2 separate regions of the Homo sapiens genome follow, and region 2 is linked to region 1. The links are chromatin loops, found by intact Hi-C in ENCODE. Cell type or tissue: prostate gland. All regions are shown on one strand. Links, peaks and the distances in the headings refer to the core of each region. The heading gives the core; the rest is flanking DNA.

Region 1 (5,380 bases), core at 75-5,074:
AAAGGTGCACAAGGTCATTTATATCTCAGAGCTTTCTCTATGGCTCCATTAGTTTTCTCTGAGGCAAAGGGAGACGAGGAGAAGGCAGTGGGAGTAGGACATGAACGGAGAGTGATCAATGACGGAGTGGGAAAAATCACAAGGACACATTTTTTTTTTCAGTCATTTCTCAGAGATAAAGCCCAGATTGTCACAATCTTAGATACCAATGCCTCCGCTGAATCCTAATAGCAGCTCTGCAACTTGACGTGAAATAAAAATAAGAATGCCCCCTCCAAAGACAAAACCACAATATGTGTAGGTACCATGTTGGGGTTTAGACCCTTGCAAAGTATTGTTTTAAAGGAAAGAGTGCGTGTGTGTTGATACACATATACACTCATCACCACATTTCACAGATTAGGAAACAGTTTCAGAGGTGAAATAACTTGCCCAAGGCCACATCGACAGTAAGTGACAGAACTGGGACTCACATCCAGGTCTGTCAGAATATAATGGCCACTGTGTTTCCACAATGCATAATAAACTCAAAAAGTATTCGAGTGTATACCCTGTGCCTTCCACAGTGTGGAGGACTCTGAAATAGATGAGGTAACAATACCTGCTGACATTGTTAAATGACACAGATATGCATTTGCCTTGCTGCTAGATGTCCAAATGTCTCGGACAAAATACCAATGACAGAAAATAATCATTTTTAAAACAAACACAGATCTGATCATTTCCTGGGGATTAGTTACATTTAACTAAGGTGTTGTAGTGTCTTTAACCCACAGGAAATTCTAGACAATGAAGTAATTATTATTAGTCAAAGAGAAAGGTTTACATTCCTTTTTGAGTACATACATCTGACAGGCTGGCTTGAAAGTGTTGGAAAGTCTTGCTTTTTGTCGTGTTCCCTTTCACATACTTGCTCCGAGTCTTCTGCTAACTTTTTGACCTGGGCAAGCCACTTCCTTTCCTAGGTCTCAATTTGTCCTGTATGTAAAATAAGAGACTAGGCTACAAGATTTCTGTGTTCCTTTCCAGCTTTGACAACTCACAATTCTAGAGGAATTGCTATCCTTTGAAGTGAAGAAGGCTCCTCCTCTACCCCAGTTTACCTTCTTCACCTGTACTAAGCCGAAGCAAATCAGGGTCTGTCTTTAAGCTGGTCTTGCTTTCTCAGCTCTGCAGCTCCAGGGCCCAGCTGGAATTCATGAGCTATGTAGGAACCACCACTTTTAGGTCACCCCATCTCCATCACCTGACCAGGGCACAGCTGTCTTCCTTACTTGGCCCCTGATACTCTGAAGAACTCAGATGTAGATGACCCCAGGTGACCAGGAACACGACGGCTATGGATTTGAGCTGTTCAAGGACCAAGACCACATCTGATTCCTCTTTTTTTTTTTTTGAGATGGAGTCTCGCTCTGTCACCCAGACTGGAGTGCAGTGGTGGGACCTCGGCTCACTGCAACCTCTGCCTCCCACGTTCAAGTGATTCTCCTGCCTCAGCCTCCTGAGTAGCTGGGATTACAGGCACCTGCTACCACGCCCAATTAATGTTTGTATTTTTAGCAAAGACAGGGTTTCGCCAAATTGGCCAGGCTGGTCTCGAACTCCCGAGCTCAGGTGATCCGCCCTCCTCGGCCTCCCAAATATTCCTCTTCTTACCTCCTACTATGTTTGACACAGAGTCGGTGCTGAGTAAATGTTTGGGGAATGGAGAATGCCTCCAGATTCACACCATGAGGAAGAATAGGCAAGATTACCAGACTTTTTTTTTTTTTTTTTTTTGAGACAGAGTTTCACTCTTGTTGCCCAGGCTGGAGTGCAATGGCGCAATCTCAGCTCACCACAACCTCTGCCTGCCAGGTTCAACTCTCCTGCCTCAGCCTCCCGAGTCGCTGGGATTACAGGCATGCGCCACCATGCCCAGCTAATTTTGTATTTTTAATAGAGATGGGGTTTCTCCATGTTGGTCAGGCTGGTCTCGAACTCCTGACCTCATGTGATCCGCCCGCCTCCAAAAGTGCCTGGATTATAGGCGTGAGCCACCGCGCCCGGCCCCAGACATTTAACAAATTGCAATTGCCTAATAGATCACAACTAGAGGCTGTACAGTTTTGAAAAAGTATTAAGATTCCAAGCTCTAAAAGCTGGCAGAGGAAGACAATCAGATGGTCACAGTCATTCTTTCCATCCTAGAATTCAGAATGTTAAATAATCAAACCAACACCTGCTTCACAGGGTTAGAGGCATTTGGATTTCCCCTCTGAACATAAACGCAAAGAAATGAATAAAATGATAAATACAGAAAGGATACCAGATTACTGACTTTAAAGGGAGGTCATTCTTAAGTTTGTTCATTTTGACCAGGGATCATCTTATTTAGAGCAGCTGTAGAAAATGCTGTGTGTCTTGGGAAGTTGTTCCCTTTCTCAGTTTGAGAACTTGATTCTTTTATTTAATTATAAACCATCTTCGTAGTATCATGGTGCCATGATTCAAACACTGCTGTGGTTTTTGTTTTGATTATAATTTATTCTTAAATGACAAATCCTCTCTAAAATCATCAAAACGTTTTAAGCAAAATCTGCAGGGACTCTGTGAAGTCAACCTATTTCAACCCTTCCATGGCTGTGAGAAAAACCTTTAATTATAAAGGGTTCAGCTATGTTCAAATTGTAGTTACTGTATTTAGTGGGGGATGAATAGGCTTTCAAGAAACTATCAAAGATACTCTAGCAGAAAGGCAACTTAGAACATCTCAGAAATCAAAGAACCTTCAGCTACTCTAGACAGATGCCGGACATGTGAGTAGAAGGAAAGAGCAAACAGTGTCTTGCTTTTCTTAGCAGCTGAAATGCAGGGCTGCTTTTCAGGGGGTAATGGCAACAATCGTTCTTCCAGTAGTTTCATTTTCAGCTGGGTGGAACTCATCTTACTTTTTTCCTTCTCCATTATCTTTTGGGAAAGGGAAGGAATAAACACACACACACACACACACACGCACACACACACACACACGCGCACACACACACACACACACACCAAAAAAACCACCCAACAAGGAGTGAAGGAAAGCGTCTTCCCCCAACAGCAATATCACCTAGTCAGGAGGAAGCTTACACAGGCAATCAACCGCCTGCTTAATCACTTCTCTCCATTTTTTTTTAAAGCTATCTACTAGAGTAATTAGAGTAAGTTATTAACCGGGGCAACAAGCTTTCATGCCAAGATTTGACACTTTAAAACATCAAAGCAACTAAAACTGCCAGAGAAAAGCTTTAGCTACCAAAGCAGAAGCAGAAAACCATGGTGTGGTAAACCACACTGTAAATAAGCCCACAGCACCATGAGTGAGGAAAGAGCTTTCTTTCCTCTTTAAGATGAAAAAGAAAAAGGCAGGGTTACATGGGGGACTGATAACAATGTATTCAATACAGGGACAGCCAATGTGCCACCACTCCTCCAAGCCATATCTGTGACAGACATTACTAACTGATCACAGAGTCGGGATGTGGCCCACAATCCTTCCTCACATGCACTTTTGTTGTTGTTGTTATACAGAATCTCGTTCTGCCACCCAGGCTGGCGTTGCAGTGGTGCAATCTTGGCTCACTGCAACCTCTGCCTCCTGGGTTCAAGTGATTCTCCTGCCTCAGCCTCCCGAGTAGCTGGGTGAATGCCACCACGCCCAGCTAATTTTTGTGTTTTTAGTAGAGACGGAGTTTCACCATGTTGGCCAGGCTGGTCTCGATCTCCTGACCTCACACTTGAGGTCACCTCAGCCTCCCACAGTGCTGAGATTACAGGTGTGAGCTACCATGCCCAGCCTCACATGCACCTTTGATCAATGGATCAAAGTGGGCACTCAAGAAGAAATCGATTTGCCACCTCAAATCTAGTCTAAGTGGATATTTCTATTTCTTTGACAATATAAATCATAATTTATGTTTAGCTAATGGATCTATACTATTGCTTTAATAAAGAATCATACTTTTAAAAAGAAAGCATAACTGAACATGGAATCGTGAGTACCTATCTGTCAGGTACCCACACATGAAGAAACTAAGGAACCTTCAGGTGGTGAGTTACTAAATTTGCATGAGTAGTAAAAAAAAAAAAAAAAAAAAAAAAAAAGAAAGAAAGAAAAAAAAAGAAAAAGAAAAAGAAAAAGGACTGTTCCCTGTAGTTTTCTTTGGCAAATTTAACCTTAGAAAGTGACTGTAGGCCGCAGGTGGTAGCTCATGCCTGTAATACCAGCACTTACGGAGGCCAAGGCAGGCGGATCACTTCAGGTCAGGAGTTCGAGACCAGCCTGGCCAACAGAGTGAAACCTTTTCTCTACCAAAAAATACAAAAATTAGCTGGGTGTGGTGACAGGCGCCTGTAGTCCCAGCTACTTGGGAGGCTGAGGCACGAGTATCAGTTGAACCCGAGAGGCAGATGTTGCAGTGAGCAAAGATAACCCCACTATACTCCAGCCTGGGCAACAGAATGAGCCTCCGTATCCCCCCAACCCCCTACCAAAAAAAAAAAAAAAAAAACCTCAGAAGAAAGATTCAAGCTATAAAACAGCCACACTCACGCCTGTAATCCCCAGCACTTTGGGAGGCTGAGGTGGGCAGATCACCTGAGGTTGGGAGTTCAAGACTAGCCTGACCAACATGGAAAAACCCCGTCTCTACTAAAAATACAAAATTAGCCAGGCATGGTGCCACATGCCTGTAATCTCGGCTACTCGGGAGGCTGAGGCAGAAGAATCACTTGAACCCGGGAGGTAGAGGTTGTGGTGAGCCAAGATCTCGCCACTGCACTCTAGCCTGGGCAACAAGAACGAAACTCCATCTCAAAAAAAAAAAAAAAAAAAACAAAAACAAAAAACAGCCACCACCATGACCACTGAATTCACATTACTATCTGCCAATCACTGAGAACAGTGCTTCACATATATTTAACTCACTTAATTTTCACAACAGCCCTATAAGGTAGGTAGCATTATTGTCCCCATTTTATAGATGAGGAAACTGAGGCTCCTGGGTGTTGAGGAACCTGTATAAGGTCACAGCTATTGGCAGAACTAGGATATGAACCTAGGGAAGTTGAGCTCTGGATTCTGTGCTCTTAGCCCCCATGAAACTGCTTCTGTGCTCTGATCTATATTAATCCCACAATTACTGAGTATCCACTATGTGCACACACCATGCCCTCAAGCAATTTAAAATAGAGAGAGAAAGATCAAAATGCAAACAATCAACTTCCACACAAAAGCATTATGAAAGAGATGCTATAATAGAGGTTCAAGTGTGTTAGCATATAAAGAAAGAATCATTAATTCTGCCTGGGGCAAGAATCAGGCCTGCTTCACAGAGACAGAGACATCAGAGCCCTG
Region 2 (5,380 bases), core at 122-5,121, 68 kb before region 1:
TATTTATCCGGGGAGTGTTTTCAAAGAAGGGTTTTCCCCCCATACTTCTGGCAGTTCAGGTTTAAAGGTCAGATTTAAACTATCACCATGTTTCACAATGCAATCTGTGCAGTGCCGCGTAATGAAATGGTTCAGTAAAGGTGCTCATGGAAATTCTTTTAATTAGGTCTAAGGCTTTTCAGTTGTCAACATGAATAAACCAAGAAGCATTCTCTTGCAAACACAACACACAAAATTAAAGTGTAAGTTACCTTTGAAAAAACTGATATGCACTTGCAAAAGGAAACTTATATGTTTTTTACAACACAACATCCACCAATTTTTTTTTAAAAAAGTGGACCAATATCTTTCAAGAACAAAATGGACTGCAAACCAAAAATAAAAGGATTGCTCTATTTCTAATGAACCAGAACATTAATGCCTTTTCTAATGGAAAGTATTTGGAGGAAGACTAAAGTTAATCATAATTAAAAATGTTTATCAAGAGACTAACGACTTTCTTCATGAGCAAAAGCCACCTTTCCATTTAACTATAATTAATTCTACAGATCAGCAGTATCTCAGTCAGACATGTGAATGTCTCACAATGACTCTGGCAAATTGAATGACATATATTAAAAATGAACCAAAATGCACTTCTGCCCTCAGAGCCACTATCTGAGGCCCAAAAGATGAGCATATCACAGCAGGAATGCCACCAAGATGCCTGCTTCCCTAAAGCCGTGTTAACAAACTAAACCATAGAGGTGTAGAAATTTTAACCATCAGTTCACAGCTAGAAATTGAAATTCACAAAACTCTAAGAAAACAGTAGGTTGCTTGGGGCACTTGGGTTGTATTTGCACTGAGCTTTGAGAGAAAAGCAAAACTAAAACTATTCCAGTCACCACCAGGAGTTCAGATTTAGATGAGTACAAAGGTGTTCACAAATGCCAACCAAACTTCAGACCTGACATGGAATGAGACAACTCAGATGGAGCAATGGCAGCATGTCATAAACATGCATAATAAATCAATGTCTTGATTGATCAATGGATGAATATATTCTAGTGACCTCTAGGCATGAGGGGACCACACTTTACAGTACATGGATTTACTCTGGGCTCAGCCCGACCTGAGTTCAAATTCTGGCTCTCCTCCTGGCAATTATCTGGATGCCTCTAGGCAAGTTACTTGGCCCCTTTTCTTCATCTATAAAAAGGGGATAAAGTACCCTCCCCTTCTTTTTTTTGCAGGATTCTTATGTAGATTAAATGTCAAGATTTTCAAATCCCCTAGCACAGTGCCTGGCACACTGTAGGGGCCTAATCGATGGTGACTATTCTTCTGCGCTAGCTCAACTCCAAAGCCAAAACTACCCAAGCCTTTATTTTAGCATCGAAAAGAATCATGGGTTCACAATGAACATATTCTAGGGCATCAATTACTGAAATGTCACTCATTATGCTGAGCCTAGTGGATTTACTTAGTGACCCAAACTTGGTGTGTATTTGGGAGTTAATGAAGAGCTTGGTGTTTACAAAGATAAAAGTGGGGTTTGTCTCAGCCACAATCCTGGGCTGAATGGATACAGATTTCCCTGCTTAGGGATGTGGCCAGGCCGGATTCATGGTGGATCACATGGATACATCCACACAGAGCGAGATATCTCCCAAGGGGATCCGGGCATCTCCACCTCCTCAGGGGAGGAAAAAAAAACAAAACAGGAAGGGGGGTGGGAAGTGTGTATAATAGATGTGTTTCACAGTGTCCCCGCTGTGATGAACAACTTGATCCACTTACAGTTCCAAACACATGATGCATAAAAGAGCTGACAGAAATTCAATTCTTGCAAAGAAAAGCATCTGCTCTCTAGTGGGAACGGCCAAATATTAAGCAGTTTTAAGGCAGGGCAAAGACCTAGAGGAGCACACTTCATTATCTAGATAGCTAGAGTAAAGAAATGCAGAGGATTACAAACGAACGAAAAAGTAGCCAAGATTCCAAGCATTAATTACCCGGGGTAAAATGATTCAAGTTAAATCTTTGTTACGACAAATATTAAACCCAGCTGTGTTTATGTAGCAGTTGTGAAAAAGAAGAAAAAAAGAAATCCGTGTACAATATCTGTGAGCTCTGCCAGTTAATTGAATTCGCTGGCAGCACTTCCTCCACCACGAGCCAAACATCCTCAAAGATAAAATGTAGCTTTTAAACAGACCTGGGAAAAACAGAATCAAGAAATTTCAACCAATAAAACACAACTCTTTACTGGTATGAAAGTAAAGTAAAATTCAGTAATGAAAGGAAGGAAGTCTCTTAAACATTTACTGCATTCCAAAGCTTGGAATTGTGGTTTATTGCTGAGGTCTCTTCTGATGTCCCACAGTGCTCCTGCTCCAGCATCTTTAATGAAGTCCCATAAACTCCCATAAAATCCTCGATCGTTGACAAATCATACACACACGCTTAGGGCAAGGCTCACTGGATCACGATGCTCTCTTCCTGAATGAATGAAATTTACAAGTCACAGCATGGACAGTGTCGCCAAGTGGCCCAAGACAGAACAGGGATGGACAAACAACTCCTGAAAAGCACAAGGGATGAATGACTGGATGCTGGTCACAGGTGCTACTAAGAATTCTCTCTAGCACACTGTCCCCTGACCCCAAGTCCAATATCAGTAGACGTGGGGTGGGGGAAAGCTTTGGTCAGATTCTAGCAACCAGCAAAGCAGCAAGAGGTGGGATCCAACACTCGACCCTTAGTCTGGGACTCCTGGTAGCATGAATTTTATCACATCATTCCCTGGCTTAATCACCTTAGTAGATGCCCCACTGCCCCAAACTTGAAGTCCAAACTTGTTTTTGTGACCATTCCCAATCTGGTCCCTCCTGTCTATTTGGGTCTCATCTTTTGTCCCTCCCAACCACACACCCTATGTTCTAGCCGTAATAAACTGTTAATTCCTGGTTCACACCTCCAACCTCCATGCATTCAGTTCTCATCCCCCAGTGTGCTCATCGCTCCTTTCCAGGAAGGATGACTGTTTCTCAAGTGTTTCCATGTCCCCATGGCTCAATACACTGAGCATACACCCAAAAAACTTTGGCTAAATGAATAATGAACAAATAATCTCCATACCTGAAGTGGCTATAGATCTGCCCATCTGGAAGACTCTGAACTAGAAACATCCAGAGTCTCCTGTGTATGGAAGCAAAGCTGTCAGTAAAAAGTATAAATGGGTAGAAGAGCAATGGCAAGAGATGAGGTAGGAGAGATGGGCAGAAAGTGGATTACAAAGGCCCATATTATGGAGCCTGAATTTCACCAAGAGAAAAATGAGGCACCACTAAAGGTTTTCAGTTGGGGAGTGGTCTCCATGCTCTGTAATACACCTTTGTTTATAGCCTGGAGGATGGATGGGGACTGGAGAAGTGGGGGCAAGACTGGCAGTCCAGCCTGCATTAGCTTTTCTACTAACCAGCCTGGGACCTCACTGAGAATAAAGGTTATGTCTTAATCACCTCCATACTCATTATACCCAATATAAAGCCTAGCACATAGTAGGTGCTCAGGAAATGCCTGCTGAATGAATAAACACTCTATCAGAAAATACTAACAAAAATGCATTAACAGGGTAGAAGTATCAAGTCCATAAAAAGGCCTAGTCCCTCGCTTCTGGAATCAAATGCATTGTTGACTCACAGGGAAAGATCACACACCAGTTCCTACAAGCCCTGTAGAATATCTCGAGAGTCTGAGGGTTCTGGGCCTTTAAAGAAATATGGCGTGGAGAAGGCCAGGGCTTGAGATAAACATGAAGTCTGTAAACACGCCTTTAGATCTAAAAGAAGGAGTATTCTTGCCATATTTTTCCTCCAAAATCCATAGCTAGGGAACAATGCAATATTGTCAGTGAAAACACTACTTTGGCAACTTTCATGGAACATAGCAAGGTATAAGGCATTAACCTTGCCAACCTCATTTTTTTTTTTAGGGTAAAACAAAGCTAACTCAGACAAGATTATACATTTGAGACTAAATTGTCTAGGCATCTAGCACAAAGCCGAGCCATCCTGCCTCCAAAGTAACCCTTTGCTCATGTACATAAATCATCTAAAAATCAGCAGAGTTGTTCTGAAAGCTACTTAATATTGGAACTCCACCTTTAAAATTAATTTCCAAGGCTGCTACTTTTAAAAATTAACTAAGTCATAACTGATATATAATAGAATGCATACACTTAAAAAGCACAGTCCAGTGAGTTTTGACCAATGTCTACACGTGTGTAACCACCTCCACAATCAAGAAACAGAACAGTTCCTTCACCACAGAAGGTTGGTTGGTGCCCCTTGGCAGTCAGGCCCTGCCTCCTCCATCCCAGCCCAAGGCAACCACTGATCTGCTTTCAGCCACTATAGACTAGCTTTCTCTCTTCTATTTTTACATACATGAAATCCTACAGTGCTGTGTGTCTGGTTTCTTTTGCTCAGTGTGAATTAAGATTCATTCATGTTGCTTGGTGTATCAAACGTTTGTTACTACAGAATACTGAGTAAATACATAAACATAAGGGATATAATACATTGTTTATTTATCCATCTACCATTTGATAGACATTTCGGTTACTTTCAGTTATTGTTCTCTATGAATACAGCTGCCATAAACATTCATGTACAAGCCTGTTTGGATATAGTTTCATTTCTCTTGGGTGAATAGCCAGGTGTGGGATTGTTGGGTTGTATGGTAGGCGTAAGTTTAACTTCATGAGATATTGACAAACTGTTTTCCAAAGTGGTTGTACCGTATTGTACTCCCATCAGCCGTGATGAAAGCTCCACATAAATGCTTCCACATCTTTGACAATACTTGGTGTTGCCAGTGTTTAAATAATTTTAAAGTCAGGTTTATTGAGGTATGATTTACATACCTTAAGATTCACCATCTTTAGTGAATAGTTCTAAGAATTTTGAAAGATACATGCAGTCATATATCTATCACCACAATCAAGATACAGACGGTCCATCATCCCCCAAATTTCCCTTGTTCCACTTTTAGTCCTGGCAACCACTCAGCTGTTTCTAGCTTTATAGTTTTGCCTGTTCCAGAATACAAAATAAATGGATTCTGTCACTTCTAATGTATTTGAGATTCATCCATTTTGTGGAATAGATCAGTAGTTAGTTTCTTCTTCTTGATTGTGGAGTAGCCTTCTATTTTATGGGTATACCACTGATTGTTTTTATATTAACCAGTTGGGGGACGTCTGTATTGTTTCTGGTTTGGGTTGCTAAAAACATACACATACATACGTTTTCCTTTTCTTGGGCAAATACCTAGGTGTGGGATCGCCTGGTCATACAGTAAACATATGTTTAAAATATACATCTATAAGAAA

What was found. Hi-C counts contacts between places; a loop is a spot of excess contacts. Peaks named below come from ENCODE experiments on the same cell type or tissue, not always from the same donor. Only the 100,000 strongest peaks of a DNase experiment are listed, where the experiment ranks them.
Region 2: it touches region 1 in a loop (2.9-fold over the local background); 2 of 110 quality-filtered maps call a loop at or near these places.

Annotation. Positions count from the first base shown.
Region 1 is chr9:123,634,939-123,640,318 of GRCh38, forward strand. The region is part of intron 9 of DENND1A (DENN domain containing 1A); the gene reads right to left. Among named protein-coding and RNA genes, the nearest start is that of MIR7150, 150 kb to the left of the region's middle. In prostate gland, for the core only: no CTCF peak of the experiment used is centred there; no DNase peak of the experiment used is centred there.
Region 2 is chr9:123,567,112-123,572,491 of GRCh38, forward strand. The region is part of intron 12 of DENND1A (DENN domain containing 1A); the gene reads right to left. It overlaps LOC105376266 (a long non-coding RNA gene), which reads right to left. Exons shown (of 2, transcript XR_930332.3): 1 at 3,124-5,380; 2 at 145-2,484. Among named protein-coding and RNA genes, the nearest start is that of MIR7150, 84 kb to the left of the region's middle. RefSeq lists a silencer at 4,215-4,294. In prostate gland, for the core only: no CTCF peak of the experiment used is centred there; DNase peaks (open chromatin) are centred at 2,140 and 2,450; H3K27ac peaks cover 363 bases.